2 separate regions of the Mus musculus genome follow, and region 2 is linked to region 1. A link is a loop called in an ENCODE intact Hi-C map of the cell type or tissue named here. Cell type or tissue: left cerebral cortex. All regions are shown on one strand. Links, peaks and the distances in the headings refer to the core of each region. The heading gives the core; the rest is flanking DNA.

What was found. Hi-C counts contacts between places; a loop is a spot of excess contacts. Peaks named below come from ENCODE experiments on the same cell type or tissue, not always from the same donor. Only the 100,000 strongest peaks of a DNase experiment are listed, where the experiment ranks them.
Region 2: it touches region 1 in a loop (2.9-fold over the local background); 2 of 42 quality-filtered maps call a loop at or near these places.

Annotation. Positions count from the first base shown.
Region 1 is chr3:58,249,522-58,258,297 of GRCm38, reverse strand. No RefSeq gene overlaps it. Among named protein-coding and RNA genes, the nearest start is that of Gm26166, 36 kb to the left of the region's middle. In left cerebral cortex, for the core only: no CTCF peak of the experiment used is centred there; a DNase peak (open chromatin) is centred at 4,140.
Region 2 is chr3:58,164,132-58,172,907 of GRCm38, reverse strand. Gm40056 (a long non-coding RNA gene) reads right to left here. Exons shown (of 6, transcript XR_003954487.1): 5 at 8,652-8,776; 6 at 5,846-6,631. Among named protein-coding and RNA genes, the nearest start is that of 1700007F19Rik, 4.7 kb to the right of the region's middle. In left cerebral cortex, for the core only: no CTCF peak of the experiment used is centred there; DNase peaks (open chromatin) are centred at 3,975 and 4,157; H3K4me3 peaks cover 197 bases.

The DNA of each region.
Region 1 (8,776 bases), core at 1,809-6,808:
ACACACACACACACACACATGCACACGAGTTGGAGAATGGGGAGGAGCACTGTGAAATAGTGTCTTCTGTGTTTGACATGGTCATTGCTCTCGTGAACTCACAACAGCTGTGCTTGCCTGAATAAGACCTGCACAGATCAAGCCAGCCACAATTCCAGATGGGGAGGAGCTCTTCAGACCCCATTCCACACTGAGGAGTTACTGTCAGATGATAGCTACTGGGAGAAGAGGGGTGATATTTCTTTATCCTCCTCTTTGTCATCGTGTTCTTCCTCATCATCTTCCTCTCCTTTTCCTTTTCCTCCTCTTCCTCCTTTTCTTCTACTTCCTCATTGTCATCTTTTTCTTTGGCTGAGGGCATGGCTATAGAAAGGCTGCCCAAGCTCCAGTGGATAGCCTCCATCCTTTCACATACAGGCAGCACTATATTGAACTCAGTGTGCTGTTTAAAGAAAGAAAAAAGAAGAGGGAATTAGTTGGGAGATGAGCATATTAAATGGTTTTGGGGGAAATGGGAGTGGATACGTATATAATGCCTGAAACTCCCAGAGAATATATATAAAAAAAAAAATACTGCACATTTTTTTTTAAATGACTGCTGGGAGTGTAGCTCAGTGGTACTTCACTTGCTTAATATTTACAAGGTTCTGGGTTCAATCCCTAGCACTGAAAACATTCTTGGGTTTTATGGGTCTTTAGTCCTTCATACAAAGTGCATTATTTTTTTGTTCTAACTTGTCCTTTCTCTCCTCCTTCTTCCCTCCCTCTTCCCCTCCTGCCCTCTCGCCTTCCTTTCATGATGCTTCTGGTAAAACCCAGATTTACATTAAGTGGTTAAGCTAGAACTTATAAGTTTCATGACGTCATCAAAGTTGTTGTATTATTTTGGCCCCAAAAACATGTGAAAAAAGGAACTAAACTAAGATTCCTCACAGTGCTAGATCTTGATGTGATCAGAAACCAGGGCTCTGCTAGGAAAGGAAAAAGAAGCCATCTTACTTGATGTGGGAGAACGGCCATTGCTCTGTGTTTTTCACAGTTTGTGTGTGTGTGTGTGTGTGTGTTTGTTTTATTTTTTTAAACCATCTGGTACAGACTCAGAAGTAGATTCAAAGCAACGCTTACCTAGCAACTTTTTAACTAGAAACCAAGGAGGCCATAGAAGAAAGTTAGGGATCCACAAATATACATTTGATTGGATTAATTTTGTTATTTTAAAAATTAAGGCTGGGCCCATGCCTGCAATCTCATCACTTGGAAATCTGAGACAGGAGGATTGCCATGAGTTTGAGACCAAATTGGGTCTAAATATGTCACCTCACATTGACAAAAATAAAACTCTAAACAAAAAACACTCACCTAGTGAGAATAGTTTGCTTCTCAAATGTGTGATAGATTATAGTTCAGCAATACAATGGCAGCCACAGTCTGATATTGTGTGAGGAAATGGTTCACCTTTCAACTTCTAAATATGCATGCCCCTTCCCTCTGTGTGTGTACAGGGGAGCCATCAGAGACCTTATTTTATGGAAATGTTCCGTTATTAAAAAAATAGATTAAAATTCACTCATCTATCACTTCCTGTGGAAAAGCTGGGAAACATTCATAGTAAATGTTCAACCAATATTTGCTCTTATTTCAGGCAGGCAGAGAATATGAGGCTGGAGATAGAGAACTAGGTTGACTCTACTGTCCGACATATCCGGATGTTTACCAGTGAAGCTGAGTTCCATCCTGTCTCGGACACCTACAGTCTTGTTCTCGTGTGCTGTTGCAGGTGCCTCCAGAGCTCCTTTGAATTCCAGGTCAAGCACTGCTCCCCACTCTGTTCTTGGGCACTATACAACAACTTAATGTGTACTGAGATAGCTCTTTCTCAGACACTGGGGCCATTTAAATGGTCTATTCTGAAGCTTTTCTGAGAGTACTCTTCCTCTGTCCTTTCATGAGTGACCTGGCATCTTATTCTCCCTTCGGTTGACAGGGCCTGTCCCTCGTGGTAATGGGTCGGTCCTTTCTACGAAGTTGAGTGCTTCCAACTTAGAGCTGGGATAAGCGAGTGAGGAATCCAGACAAAAACCAAAGACTCAAGTTCTCCTAAAACAAAACACAAAACAAACAATACCAAAAACCTAAAACAACAACAACAATAAAAAAATAGTACTTAAAAAATATATGACAAATAAAGCAACTCAACAAATTTTCAAATAAATACATTTTTAAAAATGTATTTTTTCCACAGCTTTCCTATTTTCTACCAATATATTATAGAACCTTTGCAAAGAACACTGGGTGATCAAGGGAAAGGCCAATAGCTCTATCTATAGGTAGCTTACAAATCTGGGCTCCCTGTTGGTGGCTACTAGGAGTGCCTTGTCTGTAATCCATCACTTCTAACTCACCTGGGAGGTGGTCAGCAATTGAGCCATTTTTTTTTAAGGTGTCTGGTTCAGGTTCCCTCCCTTTAGTGGGTTTTCCTCCCAGCACCATTTTCTGACCTAAAGATACAACCCTGTACAGACAAAACCAAGCATGCTCACAAGCAAACCCAAACTATTTCAATAGTAGACTAAGTGGTATTAATGTCGGGAAGTCCACTGTTTCAGGTTCCTTCCTCCCTAGTTCTTCCTTTCCTGACTAGCTCTGTCATTGTTTTCAAAGTTTGTCTCAGACAGCCATCGGAAGATTTTTCCAATTTTTGTTCTCTGAATTTTGACATTCATCTTGTGACTCCAATCTGTTGACTGGAATGGGGGCACAGAGTGAATCACCCCCACTGGGCTGTGAGCAACTTGGATAGAGGGCACAAACACGGCTCTGTTAGTCTACTCAAGACATCTTATTGCTAGCCAGAGATCAGTGAACGTTTGTTGAAATCAGGTGGTTCTTGCTGCAGAGAGTGTTGGACAGTTAGCATGATACTTCTGGCTGTATTTTCCCCATAGTTTTAGCCATAAACATTTTAGATTTTAAGCACCTAAAACCCGTGAGTCCTTTCCACCTTGTCTCCAAGATCTAGCACATCTGGATGCATCTGTTTTCTGACTTTGGGTGCTGCTTCTGTTCTAAGTAGGTGCCAATGACTCCTGAAGCACCTGGCTGTTGCACATGTCCCAGTGTCCTTGTAGAAGCCTGTGCAAAAGCTCCCCCTGCAAAACCCCTGAGGTTTTGCTGCCTAGGGTTGCAGCTGCAAAGAGATACTTCAGACAAGCGTAGCTGCTGAGGCTCCTGCGGGGAAGAGCCCTGCTCATGCTACTAAATAGAAGGATGTGTACAAACTTGCTTTTGGTTTGTTTGGATAGGTTTTTTTTTTTTTAAAGACTTGACCCTTTCCCTACATTTTTCCTATGAAGCATGTGACTGATAATAAAAAATTACTGAATTGAGAGAGAGAGAGAGAGAGAGAGAGAGAGAGAGAGAGAGAGAGAGAGATTTGTGTTCTTGGCATTATTATTATTTAATCATTCCACACAGATTACTCCATTTTGATGTTCAGGATTCTATTTAGGAGCCTCTGAATGTCTCTTTGGTTTGCTAGGATTGTTAACACAGGTGGTAAGGATGAAGATATTTGTTTATGGAACGAGTAACTGTATGGATGGTACTTTTACAAAAGAAAACATTTATTTTTCAAAGTCAGAGAAGGTTTTCTACATTTTCCAGTCATTGGAATGGCAGATTGTGGTAAGTTATAGAAATATTTTTTTCTCTCTGTGGCTTGGAGTCTCTTTTTAGTAAACTTTCTCAACATAACAAGTTTTAACACTCAGTCAGGACCACAAAGAATGATTTATAAAAGAATCAGCTCCATTCAGGACATTTAAGAATAATTTAAAAAAAAAATGAAAAGATTCCTAAGTTCTCCCCAACAGGTTTAGATTCCAGCCTTGCATTCATGAAAAAACATTGAAAGATGTGACTCATACATTGTTGATAGTTAATAGAGACACCACCATGTAGTAAATCCGTGTCTAGGATTTAGAAAAAGGGAAGAGATAATTTTGGGAGAGATGCGCAGAAAATGGAGCAGTTGGTAGGAACACAGATTGATTCAGCCACAGTGGAAAATGGTGTAAAGGTTCCTAAACAAATTAAAAATAGAGCCACTGTATGCCCAGCAATCGCTCTTCTGGGCATACACCCAAAGGAAATGAAATCACCACCTCGGGAAGATAGCTGTACGCCCACGTTTACTGAAGCATCATTCACAATGTCCATGAGACGGAAACAACCTAAGTGTCTATCAGCAGAGGAGATGGAGAAACATAGCACGTATACACACAGTAGAATATTGTCCAGCCTCAGTAAGAAGATCTGTGATTTCTGAGAACACAGATGAGCCCAGGGAGCAAAGTCAAGCCAGCCAGACATAGGAAGGAAAAACATTGACTGGGAACATATATGTAGCATCTGAAATAAAATCAGGCACCTCAGGAAAATGGATAGTCAGCGTATCAGGATAAAAGAATCAAGAAGGATAACACAGTTGTGGTTCTGCAAGATGAAGGAGAATGAAGAACTAATGCTCACTACGAGGACTGGAGGAATGCTGCACACTTGAGATTTGCTAAAAAAGGTACATTTTAGGTACCTTTTAAAACAAGTTTTACATTAATTAAATAATTAATTGTGTGTGTTTATATAGGTCAAAAGATAACTTTTTGGGAATTAGTCTCTTCTTCCACCATGTGGATTCTTGAGGATCAAACTTAGGTTGTCAGGCTTAGCTGCAGGTTATTCAGTTGTAGATCTATTCACAGGCTCAGGCTCAGGCTCAGGATTAGGCACAGGCACAGGCACAGGCACAGGCACAGGCACAGGCACAGGCACAGGCACAGGCACAGGCACAGGCACAGGCACAGGAACAGGCACAGGCACAGACAGGCACAGGCACAGGCACAGGCACAGGCACAGGCACAGGCACAGGCACAGGCACAGGCACAGGCACAGGCACAGGCACAGGCACAGGCACAGGCACAGACAGGCACAGGCTCAGGCTCAGGCACAGGCACAGGCACAGGCACAGGCACAGGCACAGGCACAGGCACAGGCACAGGCACAGGCACAGACAGGCACAGGCACAGGCACAGGAACAGGCACAGGCACAGACAGGCACAGGCACAGGCACAGGCACAGGCACAGGCACAGGCACAGGCACAGGCACAGGCACAGGCACAGGCACAGGCACAGACACAGACAGACACAGGCACAGGCACAGGCACAGACACAGACACAGACAGGCACAGACACAGGCACAGGCACAGACACAGACAGACACAGGCACAGACAGGCACAGACACAGGCACAGGCACAGGCACAGGGCTCAGGCACAGACACAGACACAGACAGACACAGGCACAGATAGGCACAGGCACAGGCACAGGCACAGGCACAGGCACAGGCACAGGCACAGGCACAGGCACAGGCACAGGCACAGGCACAGGGCTCAGGCACAGACACAGACACAGACACAGACAAACACAGGCACAGGCACAGGCACAGACACAGACACAGGCACAGACACAGACAGGCACAGGCACAGGCACAGGCACAGGCACAGGCACAGGCACAGGCACAGGCACAGGCACAGGCACAGACACAGACAGACACAGGCACAGGCACAGGCACAGACACAGACACAGACAGGCACAGACACAGGCACAGGCACAGACACAGACAGACACAGGCACAGACAGGCACAGACACAGGCACAGGCACAGGCACAGGGCTCAGGCACAGACACAGACACAGACAGACACAGGCACAGATAGGCACAGGCACAGGCACAGGCACAGGCACAGGCACAGGCACAGGCACAGGCACAGGCACAGGCACAGGCACAGGCACAGGGCTCAGGCACAGACACAGACACAGACACAGACAAACACAGGCACAGGCACAGGCACAGACACAGACACAGGCACAGACACAGACAGGCACAGGCACAGGCACAGGCACAGGCACAGGCACAGGCACAGGCACAGGCACAGGCACAGGCACAGGCACAGGCACAGGCACAGGCACAGACACAGACACAGGCACAGGCACAGACACAGACACAGACAGGCACAGACACAGGCACAGGCACAGACACAGACAGACACAGGCACAGACAGGCACAGACACAGGCACAGGCACAGGCACAGGCACAGGCACAGGCACAGGCACAGGCACAGGCACAGGCACAGGCACAGACAGGCACAGACACAGGCACAGGCACAGGCACAGGCACAGGCACAGGCACAGGCACAGGCACAGGCACAGACACAGACACAGACACAGACACAGACAGGCACAGACACAGGCACAGGCACAGGCACAGGCACAGGCACAGACACACACAGACACAGACACAGACACAGACACAGACACAGACAGGCACAGTCACAGTCACAGTCAGAGGCACAGGCACAGGCACAGACACAGACAGGCACAGGCACAGGCACAGGCACAGGCATAGGCACAGGCACAGGCACCGCTCCTCCCTCTCCCAAGCTATCTCACCAGTCCAGAATTTTAGCTACTTTTACAAAAAAGAAAAAAGTAGGTAAGGTGATGGATATGCTAATATTTTATTAATATATTTGACTACAGCAATCACGTCATCATACTTATTACATGGAACTGTTATGTTATACATCTTAAATACATATTTTTTTCTAAAGAGTACAAACCATGCAATGCCTAGAAGCTGTCTGGCAGTGATACCAAAGAGAGTTTATTGTCTGCCTCTGTTCATGGTGCTTGTGAAGACGCAGGCCTATCTGTGACTGAGGGTATGATGCCCAGGGAACAGAGGCTGGGAATGTGTTCTGGAGAAGGATGTGCTCTGAGCAGTGGGATGTGTGGAAGTCATAGTTTTAGAACTGAGATTAATTAAAATAAATTTAAATTATTTCTTTAAGACAGGGTATTATTATGTGTCCTTGGATAGCCCGGTACTTACTATATACTCATCTCTCTATATGTGTGTGTATATACAATAAATATGTATAATGTGTGTGTATATATATATATATATATATACATAATACATATATATGTATATACACACACACACACATAAAACTAAACTAAATTTTGAGACCTATACTACAATAGATATATTTGATGAATTAAATTACAGCAGAAGATAAACTAGTCAGGACACAAAATTTTGAATTAAAAGGAAAATTAGGCTATCTTTGCTTTTTAAAGTCAAGGTTTCACATGGTCCACAGTGGCCTTAAATTTACTCAGACCCTGTTTAACCCCTGCTTTCAGCTGCATCATCTGAATGCCGAGTTTATAGGCACATACTATCATACCTGGCAAAATAGGTAACTTCATGGTAAAAGAATTCGTTAATGCTGAACTTTTATTGAGGTCAATAACCAAACAACAAAAAGAGTCAGAAAAGTGGACTGGCTCTTTCCTGGGGGTGCGAGAGGGATGATAACTGAGGCTGGCGTGCAGCCGGAGATCTGAGAGGAGTTTGTTTGTCTGCCTGTGTTTATATTTGTAATTGGCATTTTTTAGTTGGCAACTAAAACAGTTAAGCGGGTTTGGTGGGACTTTCGTTTGCTTTGCTTTGGTTTTCAGTTCATCTATTTTGTTTTTTGAGTCTCACCCACAAGTTTGTGAAGATGGGCTGTTAGATTTATTTATGTATTTTTAAATGGCAGTTTGAAATGTAAAACGACCCTATAATGAGGCCTGCTTTAAGCACTCTGCAGTCTTCAGGGACAGGCCCCTGTAAAGCTGTGCTTCTGTTCTGTTCTCGTTCTAAGCAGTCTTTCTTCTGGGGGTATTAAGACAAGGTTAAAAACAAACACACAAATGAAAAGTTACCCCCTCCCCCCCAAAAAAACCCAAAACAAAAACCCAAACAAATCAAAACAAAACAAACAACAACACAACGAAGCCCAAAGATATTTGTGTGTGTGTGTTGACCAAATATCTAAGGATGCTGGGATTGCTACAGGTTTTTTAAAATTTATTTATGCATGACACTCTTGTTTTTGTCACTACTGATGCCTGAATACATTGGGAATGTAACAAATACTATGGTTTTATTAGTACCATTTTCCCTTTGATAACGTGTGTATGTCCATTTTTTTTCTGTTTTTTAAAAAAAAATTTTTAATTAGGTATTTTCTTCATTTACATTTCAAATGCTATCCTAAAAGTCCCCCTTCCCCCCTCCCCACTCCCCTATCCACCCACTCCCACTTCTTGGCTCTGGTGTTCCCCTGTACTGAGGCATATAAAGTTTGCAAGACCAAGGAGCCTCTCTTCTCAATGATGGCCGCCTAGGCCATCTTCTGCTACATATGCAGCTAGAGACACGAGCTCTGGGGGTACTGGTTAGTTCATATTGTTGTTCCACCTATAGGGTTGCAGACCCCTTTAGCTCCTTGGGTACTTTGTCTGGCTTCTCCATTGGGGGCCCTGTGTTTCATCTTATAGCTGACTGTGAGCATCCACTTCTGTGTTTGCCAGGCCCCGGCATAGCCTCACAAGAGACAGCTATATCAGGGTCCTTTCAGGAAAATCTTGCTGGTGTATGCAATCGTGTCTGCATTTGGAGGCTGATTATGGGATGGATCCCTGGGTGTGGCAGTCTCTAGATGGTCCATCCTTTCGTCTCAGCTCCAAACTTTGTCTCTGTAACTCCTTCCATGGGTGTTTTGTTCCCAATTCTAAGAAGGGGCAAAGTGTCCACACTTTGGTCTTCATTCTTCTTCAGTTTCATGTGTTTTGCAAATTGTAACTTATATCTTGGGTGTCGTGTCCG
Region 2 (8,776 bases), core at 2,262-7,261, 86 kb after region 1:
AACACATACTAACAACTAAGGAGGCAAAGTTTCCAAACTCCATCGCTGGTGAGACCTCCAAGAATCCAGGACTCCTCCATGTTCCTCTCAGCAATTTCTCTGCATTCCGAGTGGGGACAACAGTTATCTGTAGGGTGGGGATCTGTTCTGACTGCAATGCCTCCTCCTCCTCCTGACTTGCAAATTCCCCATCCAAAAATATTAGTTGTATTCTTTGCTTCTTTCTAGGACAAAGACCCCCTAAGAGATGTGCAAATTCCTTAAATGATTTAGAAAATTATTTCTCTAAAGTAGACTGAACAAAGGAAGTTGGGGACCTCATAAGGGCCTGGGAGAAGGTCCCCCAATTTTCATGTGCCTGTGAGTGTGTGTGTGTGTGTGTGTCTGTAGATTTCTCACTTTCAGAAGGAATATGGATGCCAAAAGGGAAGAAAGAGATGGTTCGGGTTTGCTCTGCCTTTATACCTCTTCTGTTAAGAATATCCCTGATCACTCTAGCCAAAAGCTAAAGAGTATACTCATTATTGCTCACATCCTGGTCTGACCACTCCTGCAACCGTAAACTCCACTGACCCAGATTTTTCTTGGCAGCTTCAGGGAGATGAGTCTACATTGATAAGCAGATTAGGTCTTGAAAGTGAAGGCTGCCAGAGAGATGTGTCAGCGGAAAGGTAGGGGAAATGTGCTTTGGATTAAGGTGTGCGCTGGGCCAAGTGCTCATTTGGGGGTTCACTTGCTTGTTCCCATGTTCCTTCCTGCTTTCCTCACAGTAGATGACTCGGTTCATTGCCACCAGAGCCTTCATACCCTAACCAGGTTCCCTCGAACCTTACAGAAGCTCCACCTTGACCCCTGCATGGGAAACTGGGGATTACCAACACCGCTGCAACCATACAGGAGCGTCATTTAGACCCAGCTCTTTAAGCTGTGGTGTGTGATCCCTACGGGGCTGCACAATTGAATATTGGTAATGTCATAAAACACTACCAACATTTTTCTGAATGTCCATGACCAAAAAGAAGTAAAAAAATCCAACACGTAATCAAGCAAAGGTGTCTGTGCATTCCCCGCCCACGTTGCTTGTGCGACTTCACGGCAGCTTCGGTTGCTTGGAAACACACAATATTCACATTGTACATGCTGCCACACCAGCAGGGCCAACCTGGAATAAATAGCTCAACCTGAATTCTAGGCTACCCTGTGCTATAAATTATGGTCTTTTTACTACAGATAAAAAGTTGTCTTCTCTTATAGAAACAAAGACTTTTAATGTTTTCTACTATTTTTCAGCATTTAAATATCAAGTTAGTATATCTTTGGACTGTATTCTATTAGAATGCTTGATTTTTGTTTTTTGGGTTTTTTTTGTTTTGTTTTTGTTTTTGTTTTTGCTGTGTGTGTGTGTGTTTTGAGACAGGGTTTCTCTGTATAGCCCTGGCTGTCCTGGAACTCACTTTGTAGACCAGGCTGGCCTCGAACTCAAAAATCCACCTGCCTCTGCCTCCCGAGTGCTGGGATTAAAGGCGTGCACTACCACGCCCGGCTTTTTTTTTTTTTTTTCTTTTAAAGAATGCTTGATTTTTAAAACTGTGGTTTGTCTCTGTCCTTGAAAAAAATTGACTTATGGTATATTTCTTGTGTTCCCATGGGTGGCCCTATACCCATGTACATATGGAAAACACTAATTGGACTCAGTGGGTTCTTAGCAAGAAATAAAAATGAAAATTCATAAAGGTTGTGGGGGAGTTGTGGAAGTGGGGTCTGGGACGAGTTGGAGGGAAGTTGATAGGAGTTGTGAAGGAGTTGGGTGAGGGATTGGAGGGGCTTGTGGGGAGTGTATATGATCTACATATACTATGTAAATATGTGAAATTAGAAAATAATAAGTAAATAATGAATTTTATTCAGTATCCACAACAAGCAAATAAAACAAAACCAAGCAACAAAGAAAGACAAAAGTGTTGCCTGGATCACTGACTTGAATTTAATCTATGAGAGTGTTAAATGAATTTTGGCTTGGGATTAGAACAGAATTTCTAACAATTTGTGAAGTGGAAACAGCCTAAAACATACTTCTCTAGTTTTGTGCTATATATCTATGTGATGTGACATTCTTTGTGTTGATGATTATGAAATCAAAATATTAATCAATTCAGAGAAATGTTAGAGATGCTCTGTGTCTTGTAGTATCAAACAAATGTTCAGCTAAGATTTCATTTTTTGCATATAAATAAACAAGTGCATTCATCTCATTAGTATGTAAATTTGCCTTAATTTTTAATAAATGGTAAAGTTATATATATATATATATATTCAAGAATTGTTTTAAAATAAAGTTACTGCTTATCATTGTTGTATGTTTGATTTTCATGCCTACTTTAGATACCTGTGTATGCAGGGTCACTTAAAAATTTCCCAGGTAGAAAGGGGTTGTGAATAAAAACTATCTGAGAAGCGCTGATTTAAAGCGGTCTGATCCCGGATCCCGTCCTTCTCGCATGGAATGTGAGGATTAAAACAGTAAAACCTCAGAGCTCTCTGAGCTCCCAGGGGACAAGGGTTGTGGATGGCAGATTCTGTGGTTTAATTGGGGGCATTTAATAATGCCACTAACTGCTAGACTTTTCCTCTTAGCAGAATTTCATTGCAAGATTCTCCCAAAGGTCTCCTCTTAAATAGAAAGTCAACAAAAGTGGAGAACACTGCAGGCTTCAGTAATGACTGACCCCCGGCTAGGTCCTGCTGACCTCGGGGGAGAGGGTACATTTAAGACATGGAGACTTCTTCCTCTCCACAAAGAGACTAGAGGGATAATGAGAAACACAAAAGGAAGTGGGAATGCTGAAATTTAATAAGACTGTGCATTTCTCTGCCTGGTCCTCATGTATATTCCATTATGGTGATTCTCAAGACAGACCGCCATGAGGCTGTCTTGTGCGCACCAAGGCAATGGAAGGCCAAGGCAGGAGGGAGATGTCAAGTCACAGACAATCTCAGCAAAACTTCGGGATACCGGCTTGGTTTGTATTTCTCAAAAAAAAAAAAAATTACTTTTAAAGTGTCTCCTCTTATAAAGAACTTAGTCCCAATGTTCTTTTTTTAAAAAAATATTTTCTTAAAGATTTATTTTTTTACTTTATGGATATGAGTACACTGTAGCTGTACAGATGGTTATGAGCCTTCATGTGGCTGATGGGTATTGAATTTAGGACCTCTGCTCACTTTGGTCCAAAAATTTATTTATTATAAATAAGTACAAGTACACTGTAGCTGTCTTCAGACACACCAGAAGAGGATGTCAGATCTCATTACTGGTGGTTGTGAGCCACCACGTGGTTGCTGGGATTTGAACTCAGGACCTTTGGAAGAGCAGTCAGTGCTCTTACTCCCTGAGCCATTTCCCCAGCACCCCCTACCCCCAAGTTCTTTAGATACTTAAAAAATGTGATTCAATATTAAGCTCAACATTTGGAAAAGCAGAGTCATAATTTCTTAAGATGGCATCAGGAAAACTGGGAGGAAGATGGCTTAGGACAAAGCTATCTCTATACTATTATAGACAACGAGACAAGGGAGGGATGTAGAACGCAGTTGTACAGCTTCTCTCTGGCTGGTCAAACATTCTTTTAGGCCCTAGTGGTTAAGACACAAAACAAAAGACAAATACGAAACCCAAAACACCGAGTGTGCAGGCAAAGGCGGTAACCCACTGGGGAGGTAGAGACAGAAGGATCAGAAGTAGGTGATCTTTGGCTACTTATTGAGTTTAAGGGTAACCTGGGTCACATGAGGCCCTGTTTCAAAACAGAAACAGAACTTATAGTTTGCTTTGAAAATCAAGCAGCTTCCATTGGTGCCGGCTAGAATGTAGAAGGCTGGTTCTGGGCTCAGCCTGGCCAAATCAGTGGAAGATTACAATGACTTATGTAAGGCTGCAATACCCTCCAACAGAATGAGTAATTTTGTGTTATTTTTGGATGGTGCAGTTCTTTAAAACAAAGTGATAAATGAAAGTGGCCTTGGTAATGCAGCAAAAATGTTTAGTTGCTTTGAGGCAAATGGAAAACGTGGCCTCGTTGCTCAAAGGCAGCGGCCGAGTCCTCTCTCAACTCAGTTTAAAAAAAAACATGGACTAGTCAGTCAGTCTGGTACAGAATTGTAAAAGTGCACTGTAGCAAGCGAGCCTTGTGTCTGGGCCCGAGGAATTGCTAATGAGATCGGGTGCTCACAACTGAGCTCCAGCTGGCAGAGGATTCCTTGAAGGCAGGCAGACCATTTGCTTTCTTACTGAGCCGGGTCATGCCCCTCCTCTTGTGGTTCCGCGGCTTGCGTGCTGGCTTCGGTTATGTCCCCTCAAGTCCAGACCTCCTGTTCCACACGGCATGTTGCCAAGTCCTGAATCCCACAAACTGATTCAAACTTCAAAAAGGCATTATATATTTTTATGTGGTACCTTTTGGATCTTTTTCAAAAGGGTCCTCACTTGCTTCAGGTTTCTCTGAAAACAGAGGTGATGACGTCAGAGGGGGCGATCAATTATTCGGTTGTTGCTTACTTGCTTTAGGTTTTTTTTTTGTAATGTTTAGTGTATTTCATTTGCTCTACTTTATAATTTATGTATCTGAATATAAGCAAAATAAAGTAAAATAAAAGCATTAAAAAGGAATCTATTACTTATTAAAGAAAACATCATGTTCTCATATCAATTAAGTAAAGCAGAGTGTTGACTGTTTAAGCTGCAGCCAGATATAGTGAGTGACCAAGCCTTGTAACCCCAGCACTGGGGAGGCTGAGGGAGGACAATTATTGTGAGTTCAAGGCCAGCATAGGTTATATGTTGTCTTAGTCAAAGTTCTGTTGCTGTGAAAAGACACCATGACCATGGCAACTCTCATAATGGAAAGCACTCACTTGGAGTTGGCTTATGTTTAGAGGTTTAGTCTGTTGTCATCACAGTGGGGTGGATGGTGGCATGCAGGCAGACATGGTGCTGGAGAAGGAGCCCAGAGTTCTACATCTTGATTGGCCGGCAGCAGGAAGAGAGAGACAATGGGCTTGCCTTGAGTATCTGAAACCTCAAAGTGCATCCCCATTGACACAGGTCCTCTAAAAAGCCACACCCACTCCAACAAGGCCACACCTCCTAGTACTCCCACTCCCTGAGGACCAAACATTCAACTCTGTGCGTCTATGGGGGCCATTTTTATTCAAACCACCACAATAGTGAAACCCTATCTCAAAATCCAAAACTAAACCACAAAGTTGAATTTAAGTGCTAGGAACATAGCTGATTTTTTTAAGTCTTTTTTTTTCCTTTAAACTTATTGCACAGGAAAATATCTAATTTGCTTCAATGTTTTAAATTCTGTAAAATTTACCTGCTCTTATTTGTTAATAATGTCCCCAAATGAACCAACTTCCTGAATTTTTTCCAAAGAAACTTCACGATGTGCATGCCCCTATTTTGCATTTGATTCGTGAGTTCCTGACCAGTGGAAGATAAGCACCATAATTGGGTGCATGAGGAATACCACCACATTCTCTGTCCCTCCCTCCCCATGGAGGCAGGAGTCACTTACAGATCACAATGCCCTTGTCCCTGACTTCAGTGTTAGCCCTCCAGGCCACCACCAGGAGCCCACAGTAACCCCCTGTTTCCCTTGATGGAGCAGCCATCACCTCTTTCTTGGTGTCTGGCTTCTAGCTGCTTGTACCTTGCTTTTCTTTCTCACGCTGCTTGAGGAAAGGAAATCTGGGAATAAAAAAAAAAAAAACTACTCAAAGTGAAAACTACATCCCTGAATGGTTTCTCAAACATAAAGGCTGAGAAATTACAACTATTAAGTTGACATTGTCAGAAGTTTTTAGTGAGCAGGCCTGCAGGGGTTGGAATGGAACTAGAACCTGTGTTTTTCCCTGATGCTTGTCGGACTCTGGGCTTTATCAGACAGGATGAAGACAATGTTCCTGGGGTTTGACACTTGTAAAAACACCCCTCCATCATCCTGGCTATGCCTGGCAGCCTGCCAAGGCAGGAACAAGGCCAGATTTAGCAGGTCCTTCAGCACCATGACCGTGGTTGACATGATCAACTGATGTAGAACAGGGAACCCTTCCCCTAACCCTCACCACACACCCCCTCCCCCATAAATGCTGCCTCCCAAAGCCCAAAGCCTGGAGTAACTCATGCTCTTGATCCTGTCTGTGGTGGCTTGTCAGCAGTTGCCAGTCACTTGTGTATGGCTACAAAGCAGCTTTGCAGGCCTCCTGACTTGGATGCTGTTCTCACACACAATTCTCAAGCCTTAATCGTTTTCCTGGGCTTAGTCTTTTGTCTGTTTTGCTCTGAATCTCAATGGCATTCTTAGTTCTCATGTTTTAAACACTTGATTCCCCAGTTTGTGGGGGCTGCTTTGAAGGCTGTAGACTCCTGAGGAGATGCTAGACTAGATGGGCCACCAGGGGCAGGCCCGTGAAATTTATATCCTCTTGTGGCTCTAGTCCTGAACTCTGCTTCCTGGACAATGGTCAGGTGAAGAGCTGCCCGTGCATTCCCCTTGTAGTGATGGATTCAAGTCTCTCTTTAACGATGAATCAAAGTAAAATTTCTTCTCTTGACTTGTCCCGTGACCTGAGGCAGCAATGGATAAGTAGTTAATACGCTGTCCTCAGTACTGAGCTTAAGAAGATGTCAACTATTCTGGGCATTATGGGCCACCAACTGTCTTAGCTTTTTGAACACTCAAATAAGCACCCAAGTAAGCTGGTTTCTAAGATCACATAACAAGGCATAGTTGAAGAAACCTTTTGGAAGAGGGAAAAGGCCGAGTTTTCTGCCTCTCAAAATGTAGTCTTAGGTGTATACTAAAGAGGCCGGAGTCAGGCAGGACAGGCCCTGGTGCTGAGCCGCCCTCTAAGGATGAGCCCAGTTTGCTGCATTCATGCCTCACTGCACCCAGGGACCTGCTTTTTGTCAGATGCCCTGTGACTAAAGGTTTGCAAAACTCAGCTGCTCAGGCTATAGAGCTGGGGGCCTCCCCTGCCTGCTATGTATTTACAAGCGATATGAATATACTTTCATGAAAAGATCAACACACAGATTAAATGCGACACCCTGCTCTGTGAGCGGTAGTCTGGATCTCTGCCACAGTGGCCCACGTAATCTCCCCTTTTAACTCTTTCTGAGGACCCAGTGTGGGCTCCCCAGGTCTTGTTCGGCCCTTCTCCACTGGCTATGTTTGCTTTGCTTCCAGGGTTTGGTTACTCTACAAATTGCTGGAATAAACACGTGTTTTAGCTGACGTATGTGACAATTTCTCCATGGTAGATAACTGGAACGAGAACAATTGGATTTACAGAGATTTTGAAAATGTATACCGCTGGATTGTCCGGTGTGGTAGCACCAGTGGTAACAACCATGCTCCCACGGATATTCTGCTGTTGAATGGGTGATTTTACGCGTGTTGGGGCATGTAGACTTTTCTCGTTGCTTCTCTTTACCCTATGTTCATGTTTCAGTTATGTTGCCTTTTCTCTAACAGTTTGCAGACTTTTTTTAAAAAATGACGCTAAAAATGGTGGTACCTATAAAATTCTAGTGCTCAGAAGACTGACGTAGATTGGGCCACACAGGGAGCCAGCTTGGATTATACAGTAAGACTCTACCTCAAGTGGAAAAAAAAATGGTCTTAATAACACATGTATTCATCACTTAGCTTCAGTATTATTGAGTCCTGGACAGTACAGACTCCCATCCACTTGTATCTCATACAACTATTATTTTGAAGAAAATTCCCATGTACCATTCACACATAAACATAAAAAGAATTTTTATAATATCAACAAATATTTCCTTCATTAACTCTTATTTTTTTTAAAAAAGATAATTAATATTATCAAATATCCAGACAGTTAAATTCATTTGCCTCCATTTTTTTTTTACCAGAATCAGTGTGCAATGGAGTCTTTAATTCTAATTGGATAAAAAGCCATAGACAGACGAATGATGGGTAGATAGATGAATAGATGGATGGACAGACAGACAGATGGCAGGCAGATTCTCTCCTCTGTCACACTGGAGAATTCTGATTGTTCTTCTCATGAGGTTTTCTTGAGCCTTGATCTGGTGGCTGTATCTGATGGTGTCATTTAACGCGTTCCTTTCCTCTCAAACGTTTGGTCAGATCCAAGGCTGGACAAGAATCAGGCTTGATATTTTGTCCAGAACACTTGAACTGCTATGTTTTAGACCTCCAGCAAGGCCACATGATTTTCCTGTCTCTCCATGACGTTACCACGCACCCCCCACCCATGTCATTGGGCCTACTTTGGGAAACAGAAAATTATATAGTAATTTAAAATAACGGAAGTTTAATATACAGAATTATTAAAATAATAGCTGTGGAGGTGTAAAGTTGCTTCTGAAGGGCACCCTATATCTGAGGGAGAATAGCAAAGAAAAACAACCCTGAAATAGGGGCTCTCCCTAAGGCCGGACTTTTGACATTGTTGAAGGCAAAAGCTTGAGTGAGGCACAATAGCCAGTAGCTGGGGACACTAGGCTATCTGGTAGGTGCATGTTCATACTTGCCATGCAAGAAGGGAAGGATGCAAAAGGTACAGGCGAGCTGAGGCTATGGCTGTTTACCTACCATACACAAATAGGAAGTGTAAGGACTCGTGTGAAGCATTCACACTTGGAGGGCTTTAAGAAACAAAGTCCTGCTGCCTTGTCAGCCAGCTGTAGATGGAAAGTGGTCAGGAGGTCTGTGTAAAA